2 separate regions of the Mus musculus genome follow, and region 1 is linked to region 2. The links are chromatin loops, found by intact Hi-C in ENCODE. Cell type or tissue: heart. All regions are shown on one strand.

Region 1 (8,000 bases), 1.1 Mb before region 2:
TAAGGGTTAAAATCTTTGAATCCAAGAGAAAGCCCTAGACTGCAGAAGGAAAAGTACAATTACTTTTATTTTAAAAAACAGAGGACTGAAGAAATGGTTCAGTGATTAAGAGAATGTACTGCTTTTGCAAAAAACAGGAGTTTGGTTCCCGTACTATGAAAGGAAGGCAACTCACAAACACGTTACTCCAGAGCATACAGATACACATACAGACAGACATAGATACACAGACACACAGACACAGACACACACGTTAAAAAAGTTGAAACAGCAATTTCTACATTTTAAGAATACTTTACTGAGTCAATCTTCCCATCTACTCCACAGTGATTAAAAAATAGTTTATTTAGTATGTGATTCTAATTCATACTGTATGTGAATACCAAGTAAGCCAATATAAGTACATTTTTCATAATCTGTTTTGTGTAACTCATCTCTTCTTATATAACTGAGTCCAAATGTTTTTATTACTTTGGAAGGATCCTAGTCTGTTCTGATTGTCTTTTCCCAGACTATAATTCTTCCAGGGGTACCTACTTTTCTGTAAAGTAAATCCTTTCACTCTGTCACAAAATGTTATTTTCACTGCCATCTTTCTAATGTGTACTCAAACTTAAACATTATCAAGTAAATTTTATTCAAGCTATGCAGTTAAGCTCCAATTCCATGAGTATATGGAAGCTGCAATTTTGGTTTGCACTGACCCATCCCTTTCTCCTTTAGCTTAGAGCAAGCATTCAACTTGCTTCCTCAAATTTGCAAATCATATTGGTTCACTATCATTGGGGGCAATGTTTCATGTATTGCCAACCATAAGCAATAAGGACTATTATTTAAATTACATTAAAATTTTAATTTGAAAATCTTGTGTGGTAGTTTGAATAAGTATGCCCCCATAGCCTCATGTGTTTGAATGCTTGGCCCATAGGGAGAGGCACTATTAGGAGGCATGACCTTGCAGGTTTTGAAGTCCCTGATGCTTAAGTTATGTCCTATGTAGCTCACAGTCTCTTTCTGATGCCTGGGGATCAAGATGTAGAACTCTCAGCTCCTCCAGTACCTTGTCTGCCTGCATGCTGCCATGCTTCCTGCCATGATGATAATGGACTTAACCTCTGAAACTGTAAGCCAGCCCCAACTGTTTTCTTTATAAGAGTTGCCATGGTCATAATGTCTCTTCACAGCAATGAAACTCTAACTAAGGCAGCTTGATTACAATTGTCAAGATCAGTATTTAAAAAACCTCACCATTTGATCAAAAGAGAAAACAAACAAACAGGACAGAGGTCATTGATCTTTCTCCCATATGTAAAACATCTTTAAGATGATGAGATTTTTATGAGTGATCTGCTTCCACGGGAACAATCAGGACGAGACATAGTACATTCGAGAAAGCATATTAGATTGCAAGGGACTGTAGAATGTTTATATAGAACAGACCCGGAGCCAACAAAAGGTATTTTTATTAAGGGGGGTATTTTTAAATTTTATTTTCAATATTTCCTTTTTTAAAATTATATTTTAATTGTATGTTAGTGGGGTATGTGTGTGTTCAGGCTGATACCACAGTGTGTAAATGGAGGTGAGAGGACAGTTTATAGAAGTCGGTTTTCTTCTTCCACCATGAGGATTCTGGGTATCTACCTTAGGTTATGAGACTTGGATTTAGGTGCCAACTCACCAGGCCTCCCAGGTTTAATTAATTAATTTATTTAGTTTCAAAACACTGTTTTCTACGCAGACCTCAGAACTAGGAATTTTGTGTCACAAACCACAGCTGAACACGACTGATCTCAAATACAACCCACACGACTGCATATTCATATAATAAGAAGAATATTATATACTTACTTCAGGGATACCTTTACCTTGGGTTTAAAATAGGGTGCACTCTGATCTGCCAAGAAGACAATTAAGTCATTTCCTAAAAGAAACAAATAAGTTATTTTAGAAAAAATGGTTTTTGGAAAATCATTCGATCAGTGCTTAAAAACTTCCTGGGTACTGTTTCTATAAGAAAGCTTTTACTCTGACCTAGTCAGACAGCACTGCCAAGAATACTCATACAAATCTAATGGAACATGGAAAAGAAAAGTATGGAAAAGGATACTTGTTCAAGGCAATGTGACGCCATGGGATTCAATTAAGGGCCAGGTGGCATAATTCAAAAGAAGCATCCATATAAAGAGCACACCTTAAACTATACTGTTGTATACTGAGTATGAGACCCAAGTTTGATCTGCAGCAATACAGAAAACACCCCCCCCCCCCCACACACACCCTTATTTATACTGTGCTACTGTTAAGTCTTGTGTTTTCCACATCCAATCAGGTCTCCCTCATAGGCTGTTATCATCATACCAAGGATCCAGGAATTCCTACTAAAACATCTACTCACAAGTTACAAGGATATAAGTCAACACATAAGCAGAAAAAGCAGAGCCCTCCACACTTCCCCCTTTGCTTCCACATGGATGGGTCAATTAATGTTCATTGGGACAGACTTTCAGAAACGCTTAATCAAGCACAGGATATCTTCAATGTCTCTGTATCTAGTTTGGATAGATTAGCTACAGACTTTGAGTATTCTTGCAATGTGGGTAATCATTCAAATAGAGGAAAAACCATCCAGGTCTTATAAGAGGTTCTGGGGTCCTGGAAAGAGCACTCAAAAGACCTTGTCAGGATCCTGCCAGTCAGCTTTGTAGGGGCTTTAAACTTTATTCATGGCCTTGGTCCTTAACCACCAACCGATGCACTTGGTCAGCATCAGACATTTTTTCTTTTAAGGCTTAATGTGGTTAATGAACTTTCAATGGCAAGTTGGATGAAGACTATAGCAGTACTCAAGATGAGGAGGGGCCAGATGTACACTAAGCTAAGGCACCTTATGCTGGAGAAGTCTGAAGTTTGAGAATGTATGACCAAGGAGGCACTGCGTTTATCAGCAGTTAACAACAACAGAGGCTGGTGTGAGTGGTGGAGAATTTGGTGCCTGAGGAAGGCACAGTGCCTTTAAAGATCTTAACACAAGGAAGGGCAGAATTAGTAGGAGGTGAAGGCAGAACATCTCTCACAAGAAACTGTCAGCTTGCATGTTTTCTCATCAAAGGGGGTGGAAGATTGGAAAAAAGACGGGAAAGCAAATGCTTAGACCAGAAACCAAGGTTCTTAGAAATCTGGAAGACCTTTGGCAGGCAGGTGATCATTCGCCATATGAAGGCTAGAGGTTTCTAGATGAAGGGAGGTTGGTGTGTTCTTAAGGGTTGGGCTGATGGTCAAGCCGCGGGGTTACTGAGTTAGGACCGAGGGTTGATAAAAACAGGGGAAAGCTGTCCCTGTGCTGAAGATAAAGGGAGAGCCAGAAGACTGGGAAATGCAAGAGGTAGGGTAACAGGAATCAGGGGGCGTGGGTACACCGGGAGGGGCAGACAGAGGAGGGCCGGCAAGCACTGACTTTCCCGCAGCACGAAGAGGTCCGTCTGTTTGTCGGAGTTGAGGTCACCGAAGGCCGCCAGGGTGCCCCAGGCCTCAGCCCCAAAGAGCTCGGCCGTGACGTTGTGCAGAGCCCGCGCCGGGGCAGGCCCAACGCTCAGCAGCGCGAGCCCCAAGAACAGCGGGGCCAGCACCGCCCTGGCGCTAGGAAGCCGGCCTGCCGCCATGGCGCCTTCGGCCCGGCCGGCCTCCGCCGCGCTTGACGGCAGCCGCAAAGCACCGTGCGACTGACCGGCCGACCGAGAAAAGACTCGGGGTGCGGCCTCACGGGCAGCCCCTCGCTGCACTCTCACGCTGCCCTGGGGCTGTTTCTCCGACGACCAAGACGCCGAGGAGCTAGGGCGGCGTCTGCCCGGGAACTCACTTCCGGCTGTCGTGCCTCCCGACAGTGTCGCGCGAGGGGGCGGGGCCGGGCCGGCCTCGCTGACTGGCAGCTGGGGTGGTGGGCACTGTGCGATGGCGGGGGCTGAGGGACTCATGGCTGAAGTAAGCTGGAAGCTCTTGGAACGAAGAGCCCGGGCCAAGCGCTCAGGTTTGACTGCCTGTGACCACAACCTTCCCCCTCCTGGGTACAGGGGGTGGTGCTCCTCCGCAAGTCCCCTGGAGGGAGGCAGGTGGGATCTGTCCTGGGGATCAACTTGCTTCCTTAAGTTGGCTCCAGAAAGCAATAGGTTTCTCTTGCTGCCCTGCTCTTGTCCATCTTGGTCCCCATTCCCCAATCCCTGCACTTCCCCCATTTAGATAACGTCTGTCTTTCTCCCCCAAGTTATTTCCTCTCCAAAGTTAGTGATAAGCTGACTTCTCCAGAAACTTTGCCGAGTAAGTCAGCTAGTGACAAGTTCTTTGGAACCTGAACGCTCTTGCTCTGCAAAAAGTAGACCTCCATTTTTAGTGAGGTCCTAAAGAGCTGGCGACTACTTTTGTCTCATATGCCCCCTTCACATTCCTCAGTAATTTTTAGCTGCAGCCAGTTCTGTGTGTCAGAAATTGAGGAAGACGGTTTGTGCCACAAGTTAAGTTAGTGTACAGTTATGACTCAGAATGAAATTGGCCCCTTCCCTAGCCAAATGGTCCCACCACCTGTAGCTTCTAGTTGTGGTTCCCAACCACGGAGATTAAAAAGCCAGCAGTCCGAGTGTCCTGAACTGACTTGTTCAAATTGCAAAGTCACACTGGCGTTTTAAAAGTTAGTACTCCTGATTAATAACTTTCCAGAGAGCCAGCAGTGAAACTGCCACTTTTGAAATTGGATACAATCTTGGGGGAAAAAATGTGTCCTTAAACACGAGAGGTGGGGGACAAGAAATGTTCAACCAAGAACCTTTCCCTTGTCAAAGATTGACGAAAGATTGTAGAAAAGTACTGTATTTGTTAAAGTATTGCCAATTTCATTCCATTTGAAATCTTAAAATTTTTGTGTGTTTATTTACTTAGGACTTAGGGTTGTAATGGAACAAACACATGAAAAGTAAGAGAAATTTTTAGAAAGCAGTTGACTCAAGTTCAGAGTCAGTAGAATTATTTGAAACAGTTGTAGGGATATTTGTTGCTTATATTTTCTTTTATTGTGTCATATAGAAATTTTGAGTTGGTTATTAACACTGTTGCTGTGGGAATAGAAAAAGTGCTATTAGGTTGTTCTGGGCAAAGAGAATAACTAGTCTTTTGCCAGGGTCTTTAACCGTCCTCTCAACCCCCAACATGTATTTTTGCAACACAGTTTTGCAACATAGTAATCCTATAGGGTCTATTTTCTCTTCAAGTCTTTATTTTACTCAAATATATGTCACAACAGCAAGTGTTGAAAACCGTATTTTTCTTAATAGGGTAAATTCTGCTTAACTATTGTTGAATGCAGTTTCTTAAACCTAGTCTCAGCCATAGTAGATACTATCCAAATTTACTGTATGTTTACATAAGAGTAAAGTGCAGATAGAAGTGGAAAAAAAAAAAGATAGTAGTTGAGGCAAATCTTAGTAGTTATGTTTGCAGTTTCTACTATTTTTGATTCCGAAAAATACAGACACTAAACCTTGAGCCATATTATTTACTTCCTGCTTATTATAAAGTGTTAACTTGATTCTGTTTACAACTTTTAACTGTGTAAACAGCCTTGTTTGAAACATGAATTGACCTGTTTCTGGGACAGGCTCCTCTTTGGAGTTATAAGCATTGTTACATAGTAGCATTAACAACTTAAAGAACAATAAAGGATACTATTAATTGAATGTGTCTTAGTAAGTGGATATTATGTTTCTGTCTTTTCATGTATGCAAACTTAATTTACCAAATAAAGGAAATCAAATTCTTGAGTCATAAAAGACAAACTAAAATTATATAATGATCTTTAATTGTCTTTTGCACATTGCATCATGCTAATAACTGCTCATACATTAATCTAATGCTGATTGCTTCTAACCTTCACTAAACAGTTTTAAAATTGGTGTAGTTTAGCGTGCAACGCTTATGATAAGAATCAACAGTTTGAAATGGCCAACTCACCTGATGCAGCCTTCTCTTCACCTGCTTTGTTAAGGTCTGGTAAGTGTATAGACCCCAAAAGGGTCAACCGACAATTTTATATTTGTTGTTTTCAAGGTTAATGTTACTATATGGTATTTTTTGTTTCTTTTATGTCCCCTTTGGTGGACCCAACTGTGTGTACCATTTCAGTTCAAGTTAGCTTGTGCCCATTGAGTTTTGAATGTATCTTGTGGTACCCCAGGAAGGCAAAGGGTGGAGGCCTCTCAGGACAATTACAAGCTATTTGACCAAAAGCCGGCATTAGTGCTTAGGAACTGCAACTGTCAAACTGACAAGTCCAGTTAATTTTTAAAATGATTTTTGCCCATTTTTTAGGTATTGTAAATTGAGCTATAGTGTACATGAATGTGCAAATGCCTCTGTAATATGGTATAAATTCCTCTGGGTACATGCCCAGATGGTATGTTTATTTTTAGGTTTTTGACAGTCCTTAAGCCCTATTTTCAAAGTGGTTTTATTAGTTTATACCCCCATTAGCAATTTAGAACAGTTCCCTTTATTCACATTGATGGCACCGTTTTTTTGTCATTCATAATTCCACTCCATTCTAACTGGGTGGAATGGAATCTCAGAGTTGTTTCATTCTATGTTTCCTGATTTCCAAGGTTGTTGATGCCTTTTAAAAGCGTTTCTTAGACATTTGTAATTCTTCTTTTAAGAGCTCTATTCTTGTTTTGGTTCCTTAGCCTATGTTTTATTTTATTTTATTTTTTTGGAGTTTAGTGTTTTTAAGTTTTTATACTTTCTAGTTACTAATTCTCTTTACCCAACTGTTTATTTGGTTGTACAGAAAGCCTTTTAATTTCATGAGATCCTATTGAACCATTGTTGGTATTATTTCCTATGCTGTTCTGAAAACTCTTATCTGTATGTTGAAATGTATTTGGTGTTCTTTTATCTAGCAGTTTTGTGATATTAGGTCTTATATTGAAGTCTTTAAAAGATTTGGAATTTAGTTTTGTGCTGGGTGAGATATAGGAGTCTAGTTTCATTCATCGACGTGGTAATGCCCAGGTTTCCTAACCATCATTTGTTTAAGACACTGTTTTTGTCTAATATATATTTGGCTTTTAGTGAAAAATCAGGTAGCTATGGTTGTGGGGACTTCTAAGGCTTTGATTGCCTCTTCTTTTTCTTGACTTATTGTTCTAGGTAGATTTCCACCACTATATTAAATTTAAGTTTATATGGTATTTAGATAGTAGACATCCTTCACTTGTCCCTTATGGTAGTAGGAGTGCTTTAAGTTTTTCTCTCTTTACTATGATGCTTGATGTAAGTTTGCAGTATATAGCCTTAATTTTGTTGGGATATGCTCTCTCCATCTCTAGCCTTTTCTCATCTTTTATCATGAAGAGATATTAGATTTCCTTGAAAGCCTTTTCTGTGTCAGAGGTCAGAGAGGGCGTTGAATCCCCTGCACATAGAATTACAGATAGTAATGAGCCATCATGTGGATGCTGGGAATTGAACCCAGCTCCTCTGGAAGAATAATCAATGTACTTTAGCTGCTAAACCATGTCACCAGCTCTGTTTGCAAGTATTTTATTGAGAGGTTATTTTGTGAAATAGCTTGAGTAGTATTAGTGTTCTTTGAAAGACTGAACAAATTCTGCAGTGAGTTAATCAGATTCTGTTCCCCCCGCTCTCCACAACCAACCCCCTCTGGAAAATACCTTATTGCTTCAAACTCATTGGTTGTATATGTTTATATTGTTTATTTCAATCTTGGTTTAATTTTGGTGATTCATATGTATATATATATATCTATCTATAGATATATATATAGATATATATGTAATTTATTCATTTCTTTTAGATTACCTGATTTGGAAGAATATAGAAATTTAGGTTTTTTTCTTATGGTTTTATGAATTTTATTGTCATTTGTTATGATGTCTCCATCTTTATCCATTTTCTTAATTTGGATTGTTTTCTATCTTCTTGTTAAACAAGGGTTT
Region 2 (8,000 bases):
TCTCCTTCTCCTCTCGCCTCTCTTCCTGCTCTTCCCCTTCACCTTCTCGGAGTGCACGATTTCTCTCTTTCTCTTCCCCCCTCCCATCTGTGTTCCAAGGAATAGGAGAAACTGGAGTTCAGGTGGTTGTAGCCACCAGGTATGTGCTGGGAACCCAGCCCAGGCCATTTGTAAGAGTAGCTAGTGTCCTTAACCACGGAGCCATCCCTCCAGGTCCCCCCTTTTACTTGCACAGATAGTTGTCTTTAAAAAAATTTTTTTATTGATTTTGAGACACCATGTAGACAAGACTGGCCTCGGGCCTTTTCACAATCTTAAAGCACACAGAATTTCTTGGGGCAGCTAAGATGGAATATAGGTTCTAGTAAGTAATGACTCAGGAGTATCAGAGGGGAGAGTGTGCTACCCTTGGGATGTTTGGATGTGCCCATCCACTGAGCTATTTAAGGCATATTAAATATTAGGCTACGTGTGTGCATGCACGTGTGTGTGCGTGTGTGTGTGTGTGTGTGTGTGTGTGTGTGCGTTTTACTTGGGAATCCAGAATATTGGGGCGGGTAGTCGGGGGTGAGTAGAGTGCACTAATTGGCTGCTGCTACAGTGGGGTCTGCCTCTTGCTATGCGGCAGGTGGAGCTCTCCCCCTGGGTTTGCTAGTGGCGTAGCCACCCATCAGTCTTTTCTCCCTCCCCGCCCATTGGATCTGGAGATCCCTAAAGCGGAGATCATTTGTCTCTGTGGTTCTCACAACAGTGTCTGAACACTTATCATGTGCCAGATGCCCCACTAAGTGCTTTTGTGTTTCATTATCTGAAGTGGATGGTGTTAGGACCCTCAGGGCTTATTTTAGTTACTTCGTCTGGGTTTCCTCTTGTTGTTTGAGATAGAGGTCTGTCTTAGGGTTTCTATTCCTGCACAAACATCACGACCAAGAAGCAAGTTGGGGAGGAAAGGGTTTATTCGGCTTACACTTCCATACTCTGTTCATCACCAAGGAAGTCAGGACTGGAACTCAAGAAGGTCAGAAAGCAGGAGCTGATGCAGAGGCCATGGAGGGATGTTCTTTACTGGCTTGCTTCCCCTGGCTTGCTCAGCCTGCTCTCTTATAGAACCCAAGACTACCAGCCCAGAGATGGTCCCACCCACAAAGGCCCTTTCCCCCTTGATCACTAATTGAGAAAATGCCGTACAGCTGGATCTCATGGAGGCATTTCCCCAACTGAAGCTCCTTTCTCTGTGATAACTCCAGCTGTGTCAAGTTGGCATAAAACTAGCCAGTACAATTGACCCCTTGTCAACACAAACACATCACTAGTAAGTCTCAACCCTTACATTCTTATTCATCCCCAAGATCTAAATAACTTTAAAATTTCAATCTCTTTAAAATATCCATTTCTTTTAAAACCCAAAGTCAAGCCGGGCATAGTGGCGCACGCCTTTAATCCCAGCACTTTGGAGGCAGAGGCAGGCGGATTTCTGAGTTCGAGGCCAGCCTGGTCTACAAAGTGAGTTCCCGGACAGCCAGGACTACACAGAGAAACCCTGTCTGGAAAAACTAAAAAAAACAAAACAAAACAAAAAAAAACAACCCAAAGTCTTTTTACAATTGAAAGTCTCTTAACTGTGAGCTCCACTAAAATAATTTCTTCCTTCAAGAGGGAAAAATATCAGGGCATAGTCACAATCAAAAGCAAAAATTAAACTCCAACTGTCCAATGTCTGGGATCCAATTCATGATCTTCTGGGCTCCTCCAAGGGCTTGGGTCACTTCTCCAGCCCTGTCTTTTGTAGCACACAGCTTTTCCTCCAGGCTCCAGATACCTGTACTTCACTGCTGCTGCTGCTCTTGGTGGTCATTCATGGTCCTGGCATTTCCAAAATACTGCATGACCCCTTCAGTCCTGGGCCATCAATTGCAGCTGAGGCTGCACCTTCATCAACGGCCTTCCATGGCCCGTCACAGTGCCGAGATTCAGCTGCTCTGCATAACCTCTTCAAAACCAGTACCACCTGGCTGACTCTTACACATTAACAAGTCCTGCTGCTGCACGAGGTACAACTTTGGCTATCTCCGGAACACACCCTCTTTGTGCACTCAGAAAACACTTCCCAGAAGATGACACCTCAATGATGCTGGTCTCTTCTTAATCACAGCTAATTTCTTAGCTCCAGCTAACCAGCATCAACAGTCCCAGTAATGCAAAGTTTTCTCTTTAGTAGTTCTGGTATCTTGTTAATCACAGCTGATTCTTCAGCCCCAGCTAACCAGAACCACAGAATCTTCACAATCAAAATAGCAATGGCCCTGATAAAAGTCTTTAATCTTCCCTCTGAAATTTCACAAGCCAGGCCTCCATCTTCTGCACTGTTCTCAACATTATCTTCCAAGCTCCTACACAACATCTGACAGAGCTCTTAACACCAAATGGATCTTCTGGCCCAAAGTTCCAAAGTCCTTCCACAGTCCTCCCCAAAACAAGGTCAAGTTGTCACAGGAATACCCCACTCCTGGTACCAATTTGTCTTAGTCAGGGTTTCTATTCCTACACAAACATCATGATCAAGAAGCAAGTTGGAGAGGAAAGGGCTTATTCGGCTTACACTTCTCCTTTCTCTGGGATAACTCCAGCTGTGTCAAGTTGACACAAAACTAGCCAGTACAGGGTCTCACTCTGTAGTCCAGGTTGGCTTTGAACTTACAACCATCTTGCCTCAGTTTTCTGCACGTTGAGATTACAGATGTGTCCCATGCCTTTCTTCTTAGTTTTGAGATGAAGAGAACGATTAAACAACTCATTTGAGTCACACAGCAACTGAATGGCAGATTGCTGATATAGGCAAGTTGACTCTAGAACCTTCCCCTTGCCAGTCTCCCATGCTAGAACCTTCCCCTTGCCAGTCTCCTATGCCACCTCAGTGGCCTTTCTTCTTTTGCTTAGAAAGGTAGGGGAGAAAGCTCTATGGGGTTTACTTCAATGTACAACAGTAACCTGCAGGCCAATGGAACTGTATTGTGTTTGGGGTCTGATTTTGTAAATAAGTACTCATTACAACCCTGGGACAGTTACTAAATGTGCTTGTTTCTTACCCAAAACAGGGGCAATTTCCTGGGTTATTGTGAAGGCAAATTGATGTGTTCTTACAGTAAACCCAGGAACATGCGTTTGCTAGGCAATGGGTGGGTCTCTCACTCTTTATAAATCAATATCCACCTCTCTATCTGTGTATGTGCCGCATGCATGTTTGGTGCTCGTGGGGGACAGACGTGAACACTGGAACCCCTGGAACTGTAGTTAAGGAAGGTTGGAAGCAGCCACGCGGATGCTGGGAAAGCAAATCTGGTTCCGCTGCAGGAGCAGCAAATGCCCGTAACCACCAGGCGCCTCTTCAGCCCCTGTAGTAGGTTTTTTTTTTTTTTAAGATTTATTTATTTATTTTATGTATATGAGTACACTGTAGCTGTACAGATGGTTGTGAGCCTTCATGTGGGTGTTGGGAATTCAATTTTTAGGACCTCTGCTTTCTCGGGTCCATCCCGCTCACTCAGCCCCTGCTTGCTCCTGCCCAAAGATTTATTTATTATTATTATAATACATAAATACACTGTAGCTGAATTCAGACGCACCAGAAGAGGGTGTCAGATCTCATTATGGGTGGTTGTGAGCCACCATGTGGTTGCTGGGATTTGAACTCAGGACCTTCGGAAGAGCAGTCAATGCTCTTACCCACTGAGCCATCTCCCCAGTCCTGTAGTAGTTATTTTTGAGATAGGAACTCTCTGCATAGCTTAGGCTGGCCTCTAACTCATGATGCTCTTGCCTTATCATGATGCTTATTGCCAAGTGCTGGGGGTTACTGGTGTGCGCCGCCACAGCTGGTTCCCGTTTTGGCATTTAAAATATTTATTTATTTATTTATTATTATTTTATCTGCATATGGTGTGTGTGTGTGTGTGTGTGTGTGTGTGTGTGTGTGTGTGTGTGTAGGGCAGGGGATAGCTCTGTGGAGTTGGTTCTTTCCTGTGTGGATTCTAGAGACTGAATTCAGTTTGTCCGCTTATGAGACAAGTATTTTTATGACCTGAGCCATCTAAGTCGTCTGAGCGTCAGTATATTTGAGGTGGTGAGGAGGGTCTTGTTCCGGGCTTGTAGTACCTAGCTGTCTTGTTTCTTTCTTCTATTTAAATCTGAGTCTTTCTTGTCCTTGCCCAACTTGGTATTTTGAAAAAAGAAGCTTTAGTGAACTGGAAAGGTAACAGAGGCAACAGTGCCACCGTGTGGCCAGAGGTCAGCATTACTATGGTGAAAGGCTGGATCCTGGATCGTATTAACTGGTTCTCTTATTTATGTAGGAGCTTGCTGAACATTCCTCATGGATGGGCTAGTTTACTAAAGTCTCTAAGTAGAGTACAGCATAGTTGCTGCCATGGCTCCATTTTAAGGCTCTTAAGAGACTTGCGGTTGAGAGATTAAGCAATTTCTTCATGGTCATACAAAGAACAGAGACCAGACACAGAATGGGAACCTTCGGTAGCTTGCTCTTAGGTTCACAATTGCAATCATTTTCTATGTTACATCTGTTTCAAGTGGGGCAGAACCCCCAGTTTTAGACTCTTCTTAGACTCACATAATTTTATTTCTTCGTAGGCAATGTGCCCCAGGTGGGAGACAGAGAGCTGAGTCTAGGCACCAGCCCCTCTTTTTACCCTCAGTAACTCATGCTACTTTTCTGAGTTTACAGATGACAGGATGGTGATATTGGCCTCTTCGCCTTATAGTATCTTATAGGCTCCTTGCAGGACTCAATGAAGAGCTTGGAAAGCCCAAAGTCTGGTTTAAATGGCATAGTCCATTTTTTGGGCTACAACTGAATCCACAACCTGAGTAACTGATGCAGACAATGCATGACCCACAGATACCGTATCCACCTGTAGCCCATACATCTGTGGCCCACTCCAGATCTGAATACTGCCCTGACTCTTCCAAACTTAGCTTTTTAAGGCTGGAGATGTAGTTTAGTTGCTAGAATGAAGGACTAAGGACCCCAAAGCCTCAGGTGGCCGGAGAAACTCAGGCCGGGAAAGCTGACTTGATACCTGGGCTGTTAGGGAGTTTTGTTGAGTAGCAGCCTCTGCTGGGATCTACTGCTTTGAGCCTGCAGGGGAACTGACTTGGTGGCAACTTCCATCCCAACCCCATTCCACCCTATTCAACTCCCAAATGCCCTCCACCCCCAGGTACACAGCTGTCACTTCCACAGAGAGGCTGTGGCCCTCAGTTGTGCTGATTAAAGAATCCAGCTTCTGGAGATGCCTGCTGGCTTCTTGTTATTTCATGTTGCCCCTTTGATTTTGATCTAACACCCCTCACATGTACAAGGCTCTGTGTCTGATGCCTAACACCACATAAAGCTGGACATGGCGGCATGTGCCCGTGAGTCTAGCATTGGGGTGGCGGAGAGAGGAGGATCAGAGGTTCGTGGTCAGTCTTGGCAATACAGCAAATTTGAGACCATCCTGGGCCACTTAAGATCTTGTCAGAACAGTGTAAGAGAAGCTTCCACTTCGGCTGGCATCAGGATCCTCATTTTTTTTCTTCTCTAGCAGGACACTCCTGGAGAAATCCCAATTTAGAAAGGTCTGTTGTTTCAATAGTCTGAGACTTAAAGGAAGGGCACAGATAGCTCCTTAGGGTACCTCCATTTTTTTTCAGCATGATTGCATTGAGGGGGATCAGAAGAAGTGCTCTGTAGGCTTAAATTTTTCAAAGCCTACTTTTAATAAGGGTTCTCAGATGCTTCAATCTCCCTTCAAGCCCACTGCCCAAAGGTAGAGGAGAAAAGATGGTAAGTAGGACAAGGGGATGTGGACCTGTGTTGCAGGAAATATTTAAAAATGAGCCCTCCAACTCTCAGCAGGGTCAGGCCATGCTCCTGCACTCCTGCCGCTGCTGCCACTGCCGCTGCCAACTTTCCAGCTCTGCGAGGCCACAGGGCTCCCGCCCAGCCGTCTCTAGGATGGGGGACCCGAGTTCCTCTTTCTTCCAAGCAATGCCCCACAAACATCTCAATTACCCAGTAGAATCAAGACTTTTTTTTTCTTTTTCTTTTTTTTTTGGTTTTTTGAGACAGGGTTTCTCTGTGTAGCCCTGGCTGTCCTGGAACTCACTCTGTAGACCAGGCTGGCCTCGAACTCAGAAATCCGCCTGCCTCTGCCTCCCATGTGCTGGGATTAAAGGCGTGCGCCACCACACCCGGCGAATCAAGACTTTTAATGCTTAATTAGCCAATCAGATTTATGTATCAATAACACAATTTACACAATGTCAGTAAAATAATTTCAGAGCCAATTGATAATGATAAAGCTTTAACCCATTATTCTAATCTTTTGATAACACCACGTTGGCCTCCATACAGGTTCTCTCTCCTTATGAGACCTCTCTGCCTCTCTGTCTCTGTCTCTGTCTGCAACTCTTTGCTCCACCTCCCTTTTCTCTGTCCAATCATAGACCTCCTCTGCATTAATGTGATTGGACAGGGAAAATCCTGTGACGGACCTGTTTAGAAGTAGTTATTTGAGGGGTGATTCCAATCTTTGTTAGGATACCAGCAGTCCAGTTCAGTAGTGTCCGGATACCAAGCATGAATCAGCAGGAGGGGCACATCCACCAGAAACTTCCAGGACTCCTGCAAATCGGCACGAAACAGTAGAAGCAAACAGGACCACCAGCCGGAACACCAGGAGGAGTTCTCTGCTGTGTCCCTCTCAATGAAGCGAAGAGCAGAAAAGATGCAAGACCAACAGAGCGTTGCAAAGTGTACCTTCACTGTCAGTTGAGTCCTATTTATACTCTCTTCAAACATCACATGTTCTTCCACGCATCTTGCCTCAGCAAAACACCATGTGAGTCTGCATCACATGACAAAACCGGAAACTTCCACTTCAGGGCTCTTTGATCAGACTCTGCAATAGCAGAGGTTTAGGTTGAGACCTAAAACAAGCAGGCACTTCTGTCCCAGCATTGCCTCTCTCTGATAGCACCAAGCCCTTTTCTCCGTATGTTAATGAGCAACAGCTAGTCATTGGGAGTTTTAACCCAAACTTGGGGTCATTTCAGGATCCAGTCACTTATCCTTTATGCCATTAGAGCTGGTGGCATGGGACTGGCTCTTTTGCCTCAGGTCACTGGTAGCTGTGGCTCTCTAAACTAATCCTGCAGCAGATGATACATCATGTGTGCCCGATCAGGTCCTTGAAACTTGACTTGAGGGCCTCCCGTGAGAACCTGACTTTTCTATGTCAACTCCAGAGCACCTTGCTTTTCTTATACCAACTCCAGAGCTCACTAGAAAACATTGCCAGACTCTAGCTCAGCTGGTCTGTGGCCAGATTCTGATTGTATGGCCTCTTTACAAAGTGTCTGCATAAATCAGACATATAAGGTTCCCCACATTCTAACCCTGAAGTGGCTTAGTTCATTTATAAGAAGGGAACCTCCCCCTCTGCCACTCTACGTCATAGCCTGGACTCTCCTCAGAGCCTCTACCATACCCCTTGTCTGTGGAATTGGGGCCTGGACTCTCCTTAAGGACCATTCCATGCTATTTTGTGATAAAACTCTTCTAAGAAAACCTCTTAACAAAGGGAAGAATGTACCTCAGTGTCCCCTGCAACTCCAGGTGCCTTTCAATACCGTCACTGAATTAAGTTGTTTCCCATTTCATCAGAAAGCACCTCAGGGGTAAATTGAGACAGGGTTTCTCTGTGTAGCCCTGGCTGTCCTGGAAATCACTCTGTAGACCAGGCTGGCCTCCAACTCAGAAATCCACCTGCCTCTGCTTTCCCAAATGCTGGGATTAAAGGCGTGTGCCACCACGCCCGGCTCTATCTACTTATTTATTGTGAGCACCAGTGAGGGGTCCATGAGTAACTTTCAGGAACCACTTCTTTCAACAGGTGGGTCTTGGGGATTAAACTCAGGCTTAGTGGCAGGAGCCTTAATCT

What was found. Hi-C counts contacts between places; a loop is a spot of excess contacts. Peaks named below come from ENCODE experiments on the same cell type or tissue, not always from the same donor. Only the 100,000 strongest peaks of a DNase experiment are listed, where the experiment ranks them.
Region 1: a loop joins it to region 2, with 3 times the contacts of the local background. A loop is called at or near these places in 2 of 42 quality-filtered maps.

Annotation. Positions count from the first base shown.
Region 1 is chr8:85,837,077-85,845,076 of GRCm38, forward strand. It overlaps Itfg1 (integrin alpha FG-GAP repeat containing 1), which reads right to left and starts at 3,873. Exons shown (of 18, transcript NM_028007.3): 1 at 3,458-3,873; 2 at 1,852-1,924. The coding sequence starts at 3,662. Phkb (phosphorylase kinase beta) reads left to right here and starts at 3,912. Exons shown (of 32, transcript NM_199446.2): 1 at 3,912-4,027; 2 at 5,928-6,036. The coding sequence starts at 5,985. In heart, a CTCF peak has its summit at 4,057; a DNase peak (open chromatin) is centred at 3,805; H3K4me3 peaks cover 3,016 bases; H3K27ac peaks cover 2,013 bases.
Region 2 is chr8:86,904,463-86,912,462 of GRCm38, forward strand. No RefSeq gene overlaps it. Among named protein-coding and RNA genes, the nearest start is that of Gm33391, 13 kb to the right of the region's middle. In heart, a CTCF peak has its summit at 4,284 (motif pointing left); a DNase peak (open chromatin) is centred at 4,279; H3K27me3 peaks cover 328 bases.